Linked DNA regions of Homo sapiens: regions 2 and 3 are each linked to region 1. A link is a loop called in an ENCODE intact Hi-C map of the cell type or tissue named here. Cell type or tissue: GM12878. All regions are shown on one strand. Links, peaks and the distances in the headings refer to the core of each region. The heading gives the core; the rest is flanking DNA.

Region 1 (5,468 bases), core at 131-5,130:
AGAGGGTTCTGCCCCGGCCATCCTCTGCTGCCCTTCCCCTCAGTGCAGGCAAGGTCCGCACTGAGTCACAGATTTAACATTATAGTTAGTCATAAATGTTTTAAAATTATGAGTCTGCAAGGTCAAGGGCATGCGTCCTCCTGGAAACTCTTCCCCATCTAGGCCATGCTCTGAGTGCCTGGGAATTTTCTGCCTCCAGGGTCAATGCCAGCTTCCTCTCTGGGGTCCATTCTAGCCCAATAGGTGGTCAAGATGCAGCTGTTACAGGGTGGACGGAGAGTGCCTGTGCTTGAATTTATGGATGGTGTGTCCTCTTGCTCAAGAAGCAAGTTCCTCATGGCATAAAGTGGGAAGACAAAGGGGAAGGATGGCAGCTGGGGGTTAGCTCTTGCTGTCCCATTACCTTCTGGCTTGGGCTATAGAGCCCAGGAATTCTAGCCTGCCATGTAGTTATGTATATATATTTGACAGTTTATTCACTTGATAGATAACTTCTAAGTATTTCAACATAGCTTATGGGCCTTCATTGGTACTCTTGAATGTGAATAGCGTGTCTATTGAATATTTCTCAACGTGTGTTCTGAGGACCCCATGCAGCAGAATTCACGTGGGTTGTTTGCTTAAAATGCAAATTCCTGGGTCCCGTTTTTGATTATCCTGAATCAGAATTTTTGAGGGTGGAGCCAAGGGATCTGCATTCTAACAAGTTTCCCAGTGGTTCTGGTTCACACCAGAGTTTTAGGAACTCTTGAAACTGGGGTAGGGTGGACAGGAGCTGGCTCCCAGTGGGCAGGAGCTTCAGGGGAGAAGAAAAGGAACCAGCCAGCTCAGGGGACCACAATGGCTGCCAGCTTCAGACGCTTCCTATTTCTCTCATTATCTCTCTTCCGCATCTGGCCTGAGCCCAGCTCTGGGTGTGAGCTGTGGAGAGAGGTTTTCTGCCAGGATTGGGCAAGGGCATTCTCCTCTAATACAGGGCCTTCAGAGACTGCTCTACCGAAGGAAGTGTCTGAGTCAATGTGAAACTGGAAAGAAGAGAGATATGGTTTGGCTGTGACCCCACTCAAATCTCATTTTGAATTATAGCTCCTACAATTCCCATGTGTCGTGGGAGGGACCCGGTGGGAGGTAATTGAATCATGGGGGCGGGTCATTCCCATGCTGTTTTTGTGATCGTGAGTCTCACAAGATCTGATGGTTCTATAAGAAGGAGCTCCCCCGCACAAGTTTTCTCTTCCCTGCCACCATGTAGGATGTGACGTTCCTCCTTCACCTTCCACCATGATTGTGAGGCCTCCCTAGCCATGTGGAACTGTGAGTCCATTAAACCTCCTTCCTTTATAAATTCCCCAGTCTTGGGTATGTCTTTATTAGCAGTGTGAAGATGGACTAATACAAAGAGGAACTAGGGGAGCTTGGAGGAACCAGAGACTCAATCAGGGATTCAAGTGAAGTCTCTGTTGCAAACCCTTGAGCAGGTGAGAACCCCTGGACTCTTGCAGGGGATGTGGGAGGAGCTGTACATACAGACAGTGCTGTCCAGCCAATGTGGGTTCAAACCCTGCATCTGTCACTGGCTATGTGACCTTGATCAAGTTCCTTAAGGTCTCCAGGTTTGTTTTCTTATCTGTAAGATGAGAATCCTCTTCTGCAAACCATGTCTGTTTAAAATATGTGCTTATTTTGAAAGTGATGTAGCAACATTTTCTCTAGTTAATGTTCTTTCTCCCTCATAATTTTAAAACATTTATTCATGACTATAATGTTAAGTCTGTGACTTTATTTTTGCTAAATGTCCATCTCAGAGAAGAATATGACTTTATATAGCGAAGTATTTTTTAAAAAATAGCCTTAGTAATGCATATTTGCAATAAAAATATTTGACAATCCTAATACCTTCAGGCTTGTCATTGGAATGAAATGTGATAATTAAGTAAAACCCATTCTTGCTACAAAGATTTAAGTGGTGGCCACTTTTTTTCCCCCCGAGATGGAGTCTTGCTCTGTCACCCAGACTGGAGTGCAGTGGTGTGATCTCAGGTCACTGCAACCTCTGCCTCCCAGGTTCAAGCAATTTTCCCTGCCTCAGCCTCCCAAGTAGTTGGGATTACAGGCACCCGCCACCACACCCGGCTAATTTTTATATTTTTAGTAGAGATACGGTTTCACCATGTTGACCAGGCTGTTCTTGAACTCCTGACCTCGTGATCTGCCTGCCTCGGCCTCCCAAAGTGCTGGGATTACAGGCATGAGCCACTGCACCCGGCCGGTGGCCACTATTTATTAGGAAGCTTGTTATCTTCTACCACTGCACCTGCTGATGATTGCTCTCACAGGCACTTAACCACTGGCTAATAAAATGAAAGTTCCTTAAACCTTACGCACAGGAAGCCACTTAGGCTGCAGTTGCAGCCCTGTGCCAGGGCAGTGCTTGGCCAGTGACCTATAACTCCCTGAGGCTCCTTGTGAGGGAGCAACTCCTGAAGTCACATGGCGAAGATGCTCACAGGACATGATTCTTAGGATGATCCCACCTGTCGAGACCACAGGCTGTAACTCACTGTCACAAGTTAGTGATGAACGCGGAACCTTAATGAAACCGCCAGCGACAGCTGTGCCATACTGCAAGTCACCACTAGGGGGAAGCAGAATACAAGCATCCGGGTAAGAACCAACGAAGCGCTGAGGAACGTGGCCCAGGAAGCCAAATGGGGATGGGAGGGGAGAAGGATCCTAGGCGCACCCTCCCTGTTCACCCCACCCACCGGGCAGACCTGCACACTCCTGGTCTTGCTCTCAAACCATCTGATTCCTCTGTTTCTCTGTTCTCTGGTCCTGGTACAGCACATTATATCTTCCGTATGGCAAAGGCCAGTGGTTCTCTAACATGGCTGTATGTTTAAATCACCTGGGGAGTTCTGTAAACGCTCTACATCCTGGCCTTATCTCAATTAAATCTGAATCTCCAGTGTTTGGAAGCAGGGATCAGTGCTTTTTATATTTATTTATTTACTTGCTTATTTATTTTTGAGACAGAGTCTCACTCTGTTGTCCAGGCTGGAGTGCAGTGGTGCGATCTTGGCTCACTGCAACCTCAGCTCCCTGGGCTCAAGCGATTCTCATGCCTCAGCCTCCCAAGTAGCTGGGACTACAGGCATGCACCACCATGTCCAGCTATTTTTTTTTTCTATTTTAGTTGATATGGTGTTTTGCCATGTTGGCCAGGCTGGTCTTGAACTTCTGACTCAAGTGATCTGCCAGCCTCAGCCTCCCAAAGTGCTGGAATTATAGGCATGAGCCACTGTGCCTGGCCTCCAGAGCTTTTTAAAACACAACAGGTGATTCCAATTTGCAGCCAATTTTGAGAACCACTGTTTTAGGCAAAAGATCTCATTTCTTTTCACATGAAAGCTGGCTTTCATTGTTAGAGGACTCCTCCAAGAAGCCTCCCTAACGAACCACACGTTTTCCTCCTCCTCCTCCATCTGTCCACGGGCCTGTCTGCAGCTGATGCCAGTACTTATCATGGCTTAAGATACATATGGGTTACCTGAGGGTGTTGCAGATTCAGATTCGTTCAGTCTGGGGTGAGGGGTTGAGACGCTGCCTCTCTAAGTCCCAGGTGCTGCTGGTCCACAGACCATCCACAGTAGGGTTGGCAGGACATCAACCTGTGTTTCCGCATGTGCACCTTTGCAGTTGTTCTCTGTTTTGCATTCCTTTTCTGCTTCTGTATTAACCATGTTTCTCCTTTCTGTAAACCTGATGCTTTAACATCTGCCCCGCGTGCATCTGCAGGACACACCTTGCTCTGTGCAACCCAATAATATGTCTCCCTCACTGTCCCCCTCCCCCTGGAAGGAGTCCTCCGGGTGATATGCTTTTCAAATGAAAACCAACCCAGAGCTCGCATCCCAACCAATTCCCTTATCTGGCTCTCACACTCCAGGCCACTATCCCCCTGCCCTAATCACCCAGGACCAGGTATCTGACAAATAGGAACAGCCTGTATGCCCCAGAGCCTGCTGAAATGATTTAAACTAGCCAGTCCTGAGCTAGCTAACCCTGCCTTGCCCACTCTTTCCTGTGGAAACCATAATAAGGGCTCTGGCCACGTTCTCTTCTCCCTCTGCCTCTTGACCAGCCCTCGTGCTGCCCCGGGTGTCCCTGCATGGCGTGGCGTGCCCACTTCTCTTAGATCTGAGAGTAAGAAACTCTCTCTTCAGTGAGAGTCATCATCTGATCTATTGGCCTCACCAAAGCTGAATAAAATTAAAACCTATTAGAGCAACTCCCCTGCTAGGAGGAGAGGCGTGGCTGGTTCCCAACTTGTCTGCATCCCGCCTCTCCTCCCAGTCTTGCTTGGGTCCCTGCTATGCTGCTCATGGTATGAACACAAGACCCTGTACACACACAGAAAAGAGCACAATCAGTGACTGTTGAATGAATAAGTGAACAAATGTAGGGAGAAAAATTCTGAACTTGGAGACCTGGCTCTGCCACTAACAGCTGTGAGAGATTGTGAAGGTGCCCCCGAGACTCAGTGACTTCATCTGTCCTGTTATTTCATAGTGAGGCCACCTGAGCAATATGTGTTAAAGCCCCTTTTCATCCACATGGTAGCATCCTCCTTTCTCTCTCCATCTCCTACTTGTCACTGGTGTTCAGGGTTCCAGCCTTGCCCTTCACACACTGCCTGGGAGGTCCCATCTGTTTCTGAGTCTTTGAATCTTCACCCACAGCTGCTATGGTCTGAATATCTGTGTCCCTCCAAAATTCACACGTTGAAATCCAAATGCCCAAGGTGATGGCGTTGGGAGGTGGGGCCTTCGGGAGGTGATTAGATCTTGAGGGTGGAGCCCCCATTAATGGGATTAGTGCCCTTATACAGAAGGCTCCGGAGAGCTGCCTCACTTCTGCCACCACGTGAGGACACAGAGAGAAGACTCACCTGTGAATCAGAAAGCAGCCCTCACCGGACACCAAATCCATCAGCACCTTGACCTTGGACTTACTTCCCACCCTCCAGAACCGTGGGAAATACATTTCTGTTGTCTATGAGTTACCCGATCTAAGGCATTTTGTTATAGCAGCCTGAACAGACTAAGACACCAGCTCAGGCTCCCCTCTTGAGCTCCACACACGTCTAACCAAATGCCGACAATCCATCTCTATCCTGTCAACCTGCCTGTAAGTCATATTTGACACATTCAAAATCGAGTTTATCATGCCTTTGCGCCTCCCAAACCAGCTCCTCCCCTCATATGTCCTATCACCACAAGTGCCCAGAAGGGGAGTGGCACACGGAAGGAAGCAATCTGGGCGATGGGGGTGGAATTAGATGGCAGAGATTTGTGACAAGCATAGAAGACCACCCAGCACGCTCAGGGGCAGCATCAATCATAAGTCACATCACAGCAGAGCCATGGTGCTCATCACAGCAGAGCCATGGTGCTCAAGTCCCGACA
Region 2 (5,468 bases), core at 153-5,152, 800 kb after region 1:
TTTGAAGTACTTGTGTTTTCTGCCTACTAAACTGTGTCTTGAGATCAGATACATCTTTATATCTCCCTCTCATTATAATCACCACTACCACACCCTGACAACCATCCCAATAAATTACAATTATGATGTGATCTGGTTATATGATGTTTGGGGTTTGATAGCCAAAGAAAATAACTGTTGTAATATGTCCATTGTGATTCTTTTTATTTGGGACAACTGATATGGGCAATTGGAATGCTATATTATGAAGGGAATTATTTGGTGAATGCATACTCAGTTGAATTTAGCCAATCCCAAAGAAATATAGTTAAAGAAGAAGTGCTGGGGAAAATCATTTGTAGGGAAAGATTGCAATACTCTACACTCCTAAGGACTATGGAATACAATGGAGAAAACCCTTGTGCACAGCTGTAGAATAGTAGAGAGGTTAAAGGGAAAGTGGACACAATTGTGTTACTAAGTTACCATTTCCTTTTAAATTCAGAAATGTGTACCTCTGCCCTCTTTGCATTTATGTTAGACCCACATTGGAGTAAGGCACACAACACCAGGATGGAGAAGCATCAGACGGCTGTCATGATTCTCTTTTGTCTTTTGGTTCTGATTAGATATAGGTACCTCAAACTGAGGAGGACTTAATGGATAAAGAACAAAACCAAACCAGCAAGTGTCTTCCCTTCTCTGTGCTAGCCAAGAGTGCATTTCACTTCAAGGGCCTTGGACCTTATAGTGCACTTCAACTCACTGTATCCCTGCATCTCTAAGATCCTGCAGGAGTTAAGTGCTCTCCTGGTTCCCATGGCATCCTGAGATCAGGCACCCATAATCTCATGTGCTCTGATCATGGGAGTAAGAATCTTCCTTAGGGTCATTTGTGTACAGAATGCCTCCTTTCTCCACTTTCCTCCCACTTGCTGGGGAAGAGCTGTCAGGAAACAGACTTCATAAGAAAGCAACATCCAGTGGTTGGAGATGCTGGATTTTTTTTCATTTTCCTTTCCTTTTTTTTCATTTTTGTTTTTGGTCTTAAAACACATTTTCCCCCACCGGGAAACAGGAATCTGGGCCACGTGTGCATTGGCATTGTCTCTGGAAGCCAGAGGTACAAACAATCACATCTACAGTTACCACACCCCTGGGCACCAGCTAGAGGTCTTCTCATGTTGTCAATGTCCCTACTGCACAGCTGTCATCTGAGGAGTCCCCAAGAACTAGCTGATGCTCTCCAACCTGCTTATATCATCTTTCCCAAAGGGTCCTCTGCAACAGGCTTTTCTTTGTTTCTCCCAGTAAAACATTAAAACAGTATTTCAGTCAATGAGATCTGAGGTCACACTATGTGTGCAAGACACCCAGAAGACATCATTTTTAAAAACTCAGATTCATTTGGAGCCAGTGAACTCACATTCACATGACTTGAGGTTGTCTTCAGGTTAAGGTGACATATAAACACTTATGAATTACAAATTATTAATATAGTATGTTACTGAAGGAAGTAATCTGAGTTCAAAGTTGCCCTAAAAGTGTTAAAGTTGAGGAAAATATTGATGCAGATGAAAGAAAATAGAGAAACATGGTATATAAAAACACATGGAGCTGAGTTGGAGTAATTTCTTCAATAAGGATGGGAGTTTAAGAGAATTCTGAATGGAAGTTCCTTTTCCCATCAGGCTTGAAACACAAATTTAGTCTAATGCATCGTTGCATCCATGTCAAACAGCTTAGTGCCAGGCATAGAGTAGGTGTGCAATAAATGTCTCACCTACAATTGGTGCATGAAAAATTAAGTGTTGCAAGATCAAATATATCAAATAAAAATTAGCATATTTCTAACCTTCCTCTATTTTGGTTTAAAATTTTTTATCTTCTTGACTTTTTGACAGGGCTGAGCGGCCAAATGTAAAGGCAGGCCTGTGTTGATTATTATTTATTGCACACCTGTAATGGTCTACTTGGCACATGAGGGTTGTGAGAATCAGATGAGAGGCCATGTTATTGCCTAAGAAAGATAATACAACCAAAGCATGTTTAAAAGCTTTTTGCTATTGGATGGACACTAAGGTCTTCAGAGAAAAGATAAGGGCATCTTCTAAATCACTCATGTGCTATAGATAACGTCTTTATTTAAAAAGTTCAATTTTCCCAAGGTTTTTCCCTCCAGGTCAAAATAACAGTTGCCCTTTCTTGCCTGGATACCTTGCATAACGTACCTTCCAGACTAAAGAGGTAACTGTAATAATTTCCCTCCCCTTGGAAGGGCATATATAGCACAGACCAGAAATATGACTGGAACAACCATTCTTTAGAGAGGAGAAAATATGGAGGCCTTGCTCTCTGTGTGATGCTGGAGGTCTCCACAGTAGCAGCGTGCTAATTGGTGAACTGTGCACCTGCAGATAGCGGGGCAACTCTCTTTGTGACCTCTAGGCACAGGAGCGCCACCTAGTGAGGAAATCCCACTTCAAAACTTTCCAAGCAAAACCACCCCTACTTTATTCATTTCACTTTTCCTTGAAAAATAATTCTTTTAAGCTCACACAAACATGCTTATAATTTTAAATATTTTAATAAAGAATCCTAACTTCAGAGTAAAAATACTAGAGCTAGTCAAATACATTGTGAATCAGGAAATTCACTTTGTATTACTAACAATTTCTTTCAAATTTCTTTTCACCCATGTGTATTTTCAAAAATGCTGATAGGGTATTTTGAAATATAAAGAAAACCTTCAAAACTCTGGAAGAAAATAAAAGAGGCATGGAAGAGGGGTTGGGAATAGAGTGGAGAGAAACAGAAACAAGACTTCATTATATGTCATATATTGCTTGTTTATTTTTGAACTGTGTGAATGTACTGCTAATAAAAAAATTAAGTTAAAACAGAGAAGACAGCACGTATTCATGTTGCAAGTAGTCATTCCATTTCAGCAAAAACAATATCACCAGTCACATTAAATTTATTTGACAGTTTGCAAAGAAAATGCATCCTTCCCATGAGATTCAAGAATTATCTCCAATTACTTATCTGCTAAATGTAGATGGGTACATATAAAAAGTTGATCTCTCTCTCTCTCTCTCATCCCTCTCTCTCTCCTTTCTCTCTCTCTCTCTCTCACACACACACACACACACACACACACTTCCTCTGAGTTTCTTACATCTGACACAAGCAGATATCTCAGCTATTGATTTTTTTAAAAAAATACTTAAGTCAATGGTACTCAACTTCCTTGGACAAGCTCTGTCAAGTGTTTTACCTAATTTTACCCTTGGACATACTAACTAAAAAAAAAACAATGGATGTTAAAAGTTACAAAGCGAAGTTCAAAGGACATGTCTTTCAGGTTGCCCACAACTGCTGAAGGCAGGCTCCCATTTATCTTCTGCTACTTAGAACTTGTGCAAAATGTGGCTTATTGTCATGACAAAGACACAAACTCAGAAACTGTCAGGCCAGGCCTTGTCAGCGTTCCTGAGATGCCAGGCCACCCGTCAGTGTGTCTGGGAGGGGCAGACCACAGTCATGCCTTCCAGCACACCTCACAAGGTTTGATAATTTGCTTTGAGGTTATTTTATAAAAAGCCAAACTGTCTACTTAAAAAATGTGAAGATGAACGTGTTGTTTTGAAGATTTTTTTTTGCCTCTATTTGCGGTTGAATTTTTTCTGTCCAGAGATCATTTTACGATTAGCTAAAAGACCCTAAAGGCTCCAAAATTGTTTTTATAAAATGGGAAGAAAGCAATATTCAAGAAATTAGGCAACTTTTGCTAAGTAAGCAAATGCACTTTTTTTCGAGTTTGTTTTGGAATTTTGAATCAGATTGCCAGTGAATAAAAGCCATACTATCACTGCATTTTACTGTGATTTGCTTTTGGTATGAATATTTGGAAAAATATTGCCTTTGTGCCACATTTAAAGCATTATAATGGAAAATAAAAGAACAGGTTTGGGATTTTGCATATAAACTGCAGATTGTGGCCTGAACATAATCTAATCTTAACAGTATATGTTGCTGTACCTACTGCCAAGTGTAAGTACCATCTTCTGTTACATATATATAAATAAAAACTATAGGCCAGGCGCGATGGCTCATGCCTGTAATCCCAGCACTTTGAGAGGCCGGGGCAGGTGGATCATGAGGTCAGGAGATCGAGACCATCCTGGCTAACACGGTGAAACCCCGTCTCTACTAAAAAATACAAAAAATTAGCCGGGCCTGGTGGTGGGTGCCTGAAGTCCCAGCTACTCAGGAGGCTGAGGCAGGAGAATGGCGTGAACCCGGGAGGCGGAGCTTGCAGTGAGCCGAGATCGAGCCACTGCACTCCAGCCTGGGCGACAGAGCGAGACTCTGTCTCAAAAAAAAAAAAAAAAAAAAAACTATAGAGAATAGTAAAAAATAACTTCAGCAATTATTATATGACATGTTTCAACAATTTTTCTTTACTAATATTCCCTTAAAGTATTAGATTAAATACAGGCTGATAGCTAAAAACAAGAGAATTGAAGTAAAGGTGTGTTGAGACTTTTTAGATACATACATTTCTACCTCTCACTGTATAAGCTTGTGGTTTTAATTAAATGCTATAAAATAGAGTAGAATCAATGACAAGGCCATTATTCCGTAAAAATGGACTAGATTTGAGAGTGTTATTTATCTGACAATTGGTTTTGACATTATAAAAAAAGGGGAAAGTATGTACTATTACAACTGTTTAATAATATCTGGATTATAACTCTAGTCACATAGTTGCAAAGCTAAAAAGAGGTGAAACTGAACCATTCTCTAGTAAACTCATGCCAATATCCCATCTAAACTGTTGTACAATCATCCTCTTTATTTCATATCTGACTGTTCTGAAATTGTTCTTAGAGCAACGACTGTGATCCAACATTTAGTAATGGATCACTTAAGTAGAACATGTCCCTGCCCCACAAATCAGTCAGAATTTGATACTGGATTCTCAACTAGAAACTACTCATATTGCTAGAGCTATAAGCAATATGAAAAAAATCTTCGTTTTTGTATATACATGATTCTCAAGTTATTATTTTCTCTAAAAGTATTATCCATTTTGGTTGCTTAGTTCTTTATAGCTGAGAAAGAGTCTAGCATTCTTTTGGGGCTTTTTGAGACACTGTTGCCCAGGCTGGAGAGCAGTGGTACAACCTCAGTACAACCTGCAGCCTCAACTTCCTGGGTTCAAGCAATCCTCCCACCTCAGCCTCCCAAGTAGCTGGAACTACAGGTGTGCAACAGCATATCCAGCTAATTTTTAATTTTTTATAGAGATGAGATCTCCCTATGTTGCCTCAACTGGTGCTGAACTCCTGAGCTCAAGCGATTTCCCCTCCTTGGCCTCCCAAAGTGCTGGGATTACAGGCATGAGCCACGGCACCCTGCCTAGCATTCTTTATAAAATATTACAACTATTTCTTTTCAGAAAATTGCTGCATGTTATGATAAGA
Region 3 (5,468 bases), core at 225-5,224, 200 kb after region 1:
CGGCTCACGGCAACCTCTGCCTCCTGGGTTCAAGTGATTCTCCTGCCTCAGCCTCCCTAGTAGCTGGGATTACAGGTATGCACCACCACGCCCATAGAGACGGGGTTTCTCCATGTTGGCTAGGCTGGTCTTGAACTCCTGACCTCGGGTGATCCACCCACCTCGGCCTCCCAAAGTGCTGGGATTAGAGGTGTGAGCCACTGTGCCTGGCCCCCTCTCTTAATCTCTGCATTCTGCTGCCACTCAGCATGAGATGCTCTTCAGAAAAAATATCCTTCTGGCTGCAATATAAAGTTAGGGGAGGGCAGGAATGGAGGGAATGAGTTAGGAGCTAGCTACAGTCCTAGTTGCTTGGGAGGCTGAGATGGGGGCATTGCTTGAGCCCAGGAGTTCAAGGCTGCAGTGAGGTATCATTGCACCACTGCACTCCAGCCTGGGAGACAGCAAGACCCTGTCTCAAAAAAAAAAAAAAAAAAAAAAAAAAAACCACAGAAAAACTTCAAGGTGGCTCTAGGATTAGCAGCATCAGCAGCAGCCTGTGTTTTAATCAGTCCTCCAAGTGATTCTGATGCATGCTGATGTTTGAGACCCACTGCCACAGGACCAGTTTTTAAACTTTTTTTTTTTTTTTTGAGTTGGAGTCTTGCTCTGTTGCCCAGGCAGGAGTGCAGTGGCGCTATCTCAGCTCACTGCAGCCTCCGCCTCCCAGGTTCAAGCGATTCTCCTGCCCCAGCCTCCCAAGTAGCTGGGACTACAGGTGCGTGCCACCGCGCCAGGCTAATTTTTTGTATTTTTAGTAGAGATGGGGTTTCACTGTGTTGACCAGGATGGTCTTGATTCCTGACCTTGTGATCCACCTGCCTTGGGATCCCAAAGTGCTGGGATACAGGCTTGAGCCACTGTGCCTGGCCAGTTTTTAAACATTTTGATCACGTTCTACAAGTTTTACATATGTAATGACCAAGAGATATATTCTCTTTCTCTCTCTCACACATAACATATTTAACATACTTTAGGCTGGACACGGTGGCTCACACCTGTAATCCCAGCACTTTGGGAGGCCAAGGTGGGCAGATCACAAGGTCAGGAGTTTGAGAGCAGACTGGTCAACATGGTGAAACCCTGTCTCTACTAAAAATACAAAAATTAGCCAGGCATGATGGCGTGCACCTGTAATCCCAGCTACTCAGGAGGCTGAGGCAGGAGAATTGTTTGAACCCGGGAGGCAGAGGTTGCAGTGAGTCGAGATTGTGCCACTGCACTCCAGCCTGGGCGACAGAGCAAGACTCCTTCTCAAAAAAAATAAAAAATAAAAAAATAAAAGAAAAACATACTTTAGTAAAAGTTTCAAGAAACAGTGTCCTGTCTTAGGAAACATGTGACACACTGGTATTTTCGATTCTGTTTCATTAAACAAAGTGCTTTGAGACCTGTCAGAACCCCTGCTCTTGAGCAAATCAAGAAGGTTGCTGTGCTGCAAGGGTGCACTTCCAAAGCCACCTTCAGTGGGACTTTCCTGTCTTTGAAGAAGCCTTTCACTTCCAGAGCTTGACCCAGGGAGTCCTTGTTTCTCTAAGTCTGGACCTGCTCCTTTATCACCCATATTACGGGCTGAATTATGTCCCCCCAAAGTTCGCATGTTGGAGTCCTGATCTCTAGTACTTCAGAATGTGATTGTATTTGAAGACGGGGATTTTTTTTTTTTTTTTTTAAGATGGAGTCTCTCTCTGTTGCCCAGGCTGGAGTGCAGTGGCTCTGTTGTCCAGGCTGGAGTACAGTGGTGTGATCTCAGCCCACTGCAACCTCCACCCCTCCCAGGTTCAAGCAATTCTCCTGCCTCAGCCTGACGAGTAGCTGGGACTACCGGTGCGTGCTACCACATCCGGGTAATTTTTGTATTTTTAGTAGAGACGGGGTTTTGCCATGTTGGCCAGCCTGGTCTCGAACTCCTAACCTCAGGTGATCTGCCCTCCTTGGCCTCCCAAAGTGCTGGGATTACAGGTGTGAGCCATAGTGCCTGGCCTGATTGTGATTTTTTTTTTATGGCAGCCTGAGCAGACTATATTACAGCCCACAAGCCTCACAAAGATATTGCCTGGAGTTAGTGCCACTGGTTGTCATTTTCCAGAGCTGCTTTGTAGGGCAGTAATGTGTCCTCTGTTAGACTGAACTCGCCAAGGAGTTTGACCCTCTATTCCACCTGCTTATTATAGAACTACTCCCTCTTTTCCTCATATTTCTTGGGTTGAGTTTGGGTAAGATTACTAAAATTCTTCAGATGTGGAACCAATCTTCATAAACACTTCAGAATACTTTGCTTCCTTCTGAATTACTACAGACAAGCAGTCTGGGAGGTCCAAGTCTGTATAATTATTGTTCTTAACATTCTGTCACTCATTATTGTTGGTGTTCGTTTCTCAATGCCAGATGAGGTGTGTCTTGGGCAAAAGCCTGTCCAGTGTAAGCTGTTCTGTTCTTTCAGGCAGAATCACTCAGACTTATGCTCTCAACTTTCTCTCTCTCTTTTTTTTTTTTTTTTTTTTTTTTTGAGAGAGTCTCTGTCGCCCAGGAGTGCAGTGGTGTGATCTTGGCTCACTGCAACGTCCACCTCCCAGATTCAAGTGATTCCCCTGCCTCAGCCTCCCAAGTAGCTGGGATTACAGGCTTGCACCACCACACCCAGCTAATTTTTGTATTTTTAGTAGAGATGGGGTTTCACCATGTTGCCACAGTGCCTGGCCTGAACTTTCTCTTTTACAGCCACATGCAAATTACCTGAACTATCTGGCTTTTGGGAAAACCCTGTGCAAGTTCTTAGCATCCAGTATTAAAAGAAAAGAGATGGCTCTGTTCTCTTAGCAACTCAAAATCCTCTTCCTTCTCCCCCTTTAAAATATAATGTAGTCCTTGTTTTTCCTTAAAATAAATATTTTAAAGAGAAAATTGGTCCATTTGAAGAAGCCAAAATAGGATCTCTTCCCCTCTCCTTGTTGCTGTCTCTCTCGAGTGGATTTTGGTCATTTCTGCTAAGTTTGCCCAGAAAATAGGCTGAAGTCTGTGGAAGGGAAATTCCACAAAGCTGCCTCATGTCCACAGTTCCTCGGGAGGAATTCCTTTCCTGTAAGGAGGAGGCACATTTTCTGAGAGTCCCTTCCAGGAAGGATGAGGTGCAGCAGGAAGGAATCCCACAGAGAGCCGTCTCACAGACACAGAAAAGGGAAGGAATTGCCTTTGACTTCTGGGAATTGGATGGTTTTTTTTTTTTTTTTTTTTTTAATAGAAGGCAAAACAGCAAATGGCAGCTACTAGTGACTGACTATATCAGGTTTTGGAAAAGTGGGCAGTGAGGGTTTTGTTGATTGGATTGAACTCTGCTTGGCAAACCATAGATGACCCTGAGTAAGCCTTAGGCCTTTTTTTTTTTTTTTTTTGAGATGGAGTCTCACTCTGTCACCCAGGCTGGAGTGCAGTGTCATGATCTTGGCGTACCACAACCTCTGCCTCCTGGGTTCAAGTGATCCTCCTACCTCAGCCTCCTGAGTAGCTGGGATTACAGGCACCTGCCACCACACCTGGTTAATTTTTTGTATTGTTAGTAGAGATGGGGTTTCACTATGTTGGTCAGGGTGGTCTCGAACTCCTGATTACAAGTGATTCACCTGCCTTGGCCTCCCGAGCCTTAGCCCTTTTGATTCCCTGACATCAAATGCTACTTCTCTTGGATAGTTATACTGTGAGAAGTTGGTGACGGGCAAAACGGGAGCCCAGGCCAGTGTCAGAAACTCACCCAGAGTCGCAGGGACAAAGCTGTTGTGTGGGTTCTTCCCTGTGAGAATCTTAAGGATGGAAATGGTGAGCACAAACCTTGGCATTTAAGGACCGACAATGCTGAGATGTTGTGGTGGGTCCTTGAGTAGGGCTCAAGTGTCCTTCCAGGGTGGTGGTCCCAGGGAATTGGGCCAGAAACAAGGCCACCCAGTCTCAGCTCTGTTGTTCCTGGGGGGCCCTGTGGCTCCAGGAGCTCGTGAACATGGCGAACCCCACTTCCCCATCCCCTTTCTGCCTTCTCTTCTGTTCTCTTGACAGTCTCTGTTTTCTACCCACTGGGGTCAGCAAATCAGCCCCTTTTACCGGTTTCCACAAAAATCCACAAAAAGCACTGTGAGGACTTGGGGATTTCTTGAAGATTTGGGTTGAGGTATTTCAGGAGGGCCTTGCCTCGCCCCTTTCCACTCCATCTTCCTCTCTGCTCCCCACTTCTCTGGAATAAGAGGTACTGCCCTCCTTATTTCAGCGCTGTCATTCTGATCACTCTAGGACCGGTTGAGACTTTTTCGTGAACAGTTTCCTACCTTTTTAGGCAACCATCTGTAAGACAAGGTAGAATGCTACCATAACCATGATTAACATTTGCAAACACTCTGCCACAGTGCAGCCACTTTCTTTGTCTCCAGCTGAAGAAATTGAGGTGCACAGAGGTTAAATTTGATGCTCAAAGCAATACAACTAGAAAATATAGGAGGCTGGGCTGCCTGATTGATTCCCAGCTTAGAGATTGAAAGTCACATGCGAAGCGCTTTAGCAGATAGAGAAGGGGGAGTCATACTCCAGTGTGCATTTTAGTTTGTGCTTTTCTGTCCTTGAATTAAGAAGTGTGACGTGTGCCTCCAACAGCATAGCATGCTACAGAAATGGATTTCTTTTCCTGGGGTTGATAATCTGCTGGCCAAATCTTTATCTCTGTAGTATCCTGTGTTTCCTGGTGCATTTTAGCATTTGGTTAAATTGTAGGGAAAAGGGTTTGTGTTCTTTATATCTGGATTGTCTATTAGATCACGTTTTTTTGTGTTGTTATTTGCGTCTTTTTTTTTCCTGGAAGGAAGTGATTGGCTGTAACAGTTTCTCTCCCACTCCGGTCTCTGAGGAAGGAAAAAAAAAATACCTTGGTTTCATATGAAATTAGACTAATAGAATTTCTAATTATCTGAGTTCATTGAGTTGTTGTCAGTCTGTGTTTTTTTTTTTTTTTTTTTTTTTTTTTCCGAGACAGGGTCTTGCTCTGTCTCTCAGGCTGGAGTATAAGTGGTGCGATCATAGCTCACTGCAGCCTCAACCTCCCTGTGCTCGGGCTCAGGTGATCCTCCCACCTCAGCTTCCTGAGTAGCTGGGACTATAGGCATGCACCACCATGCCTGGCTAATTTTTGTTTTTGTTTTGTAGAGGCAGGGTTTTACCATGTTGCACAGGCTGCTTTCAAACTCCCTGGCTCATGCAATCCACCCACCTCAGCCTCCCAATGTGTTGGGATTATAGGCGTGAGCCACCGCCCCTTGCCTCTCTGTCTGGGCTTGGTCCTCCTGGGAACCTCTGCCTTGATCACCCATCTAGAAGAATGGAGGACCTCTGCCGTTTCAGTCATCCTTTTCACCTGTACCAGTTGGCCCAGGAGAATCCTGGTTTATATCCCT

The links. Hi-C counts contacts between places; a loop is a spot of excess contacts. Peaks named below come from ENCODE experiments on the same cell type or tissue, not always from the same donor. Only the 100,000 strongest peaks of a DNase experiment are listed, where the experiment ranks them.
Region 2: it touches region 1 in a loop (9-fold over the local background); 16 of 110 quality-filtered maps call a loop at or near these places.
Region 3: it touches region 1 in a loop (3-fold over the local background); 14 of 110 quality-filtered maps call a loop at or near these places.

The regions. Positions count from the first base shown.
Region 1 is chr13:95,475,869-95,481,336 of GRCh38, reverse strand. It overlaps CLDN10-AS1 (CLDN10 antisense RNA 1), which reads left to right. Exons shown (of 4, transcript NR_046533.1): 4 at 1,375-1,893. It also overlaps a transcript of CLDN10 not described here. Among named protein-coding and RNA genes, the nearest start is that of CLDN10-AS1, 55 kb to the left of the region's middle. RefSeq lists enhancers at 952-1,031, 2,370-2,729. In GM12878, for the core only: a CTCF peak has its summit at 2,635 (motif pointing right); DNase peaks (open chromatin) are centred at 1,026, 1,466 and 2,616; H3K4me3 peaks cover 553 bases; H3K27ac peaks cover 1,208 bases.
Region 2 is chr13:94,672,036-94,677,503 of GRCh38, reverse strand. No RefSeq gene overlaps it. Among named protein-coding and RNA genes, the nearest start is that of LINC00391, 34 kb to the left of the region's middle. In GM12878, for the core only: a CTCF peak has its summit at 2,437 (motif pointing left); no DNase peak of the experiment used is centred there; H3K27me3 peaks cover 269 bases.
Region 3 is chr13:95,278,380-95,283,847 of GRCh38, reverse strand. All of the region lies in intron 1 of ABCC4 (ATP binding cassette subfamily C member 4 (PEL blood group)), which reads left to right. It overlaps LOC124903192 (a long non-coding RNA gene), which reads right to left. Exons shown (of 2, transcript XR_007063838.1): 2 at 2,414-4,919. Among named protein-coding and RNA genes, the nearest start is that of ABCC4, 20 kb to the left of the region's middle. RefSeq lists an enhancer at 1,594-1,643. In GM12878, for the core only: no CTCF peak of the experiment used is centred there; a DNase peak (open chromatin) is centred at 2,778; H3K4me3 peaks cover 557 bases; H3K27ac peaks cover 2,995 bases.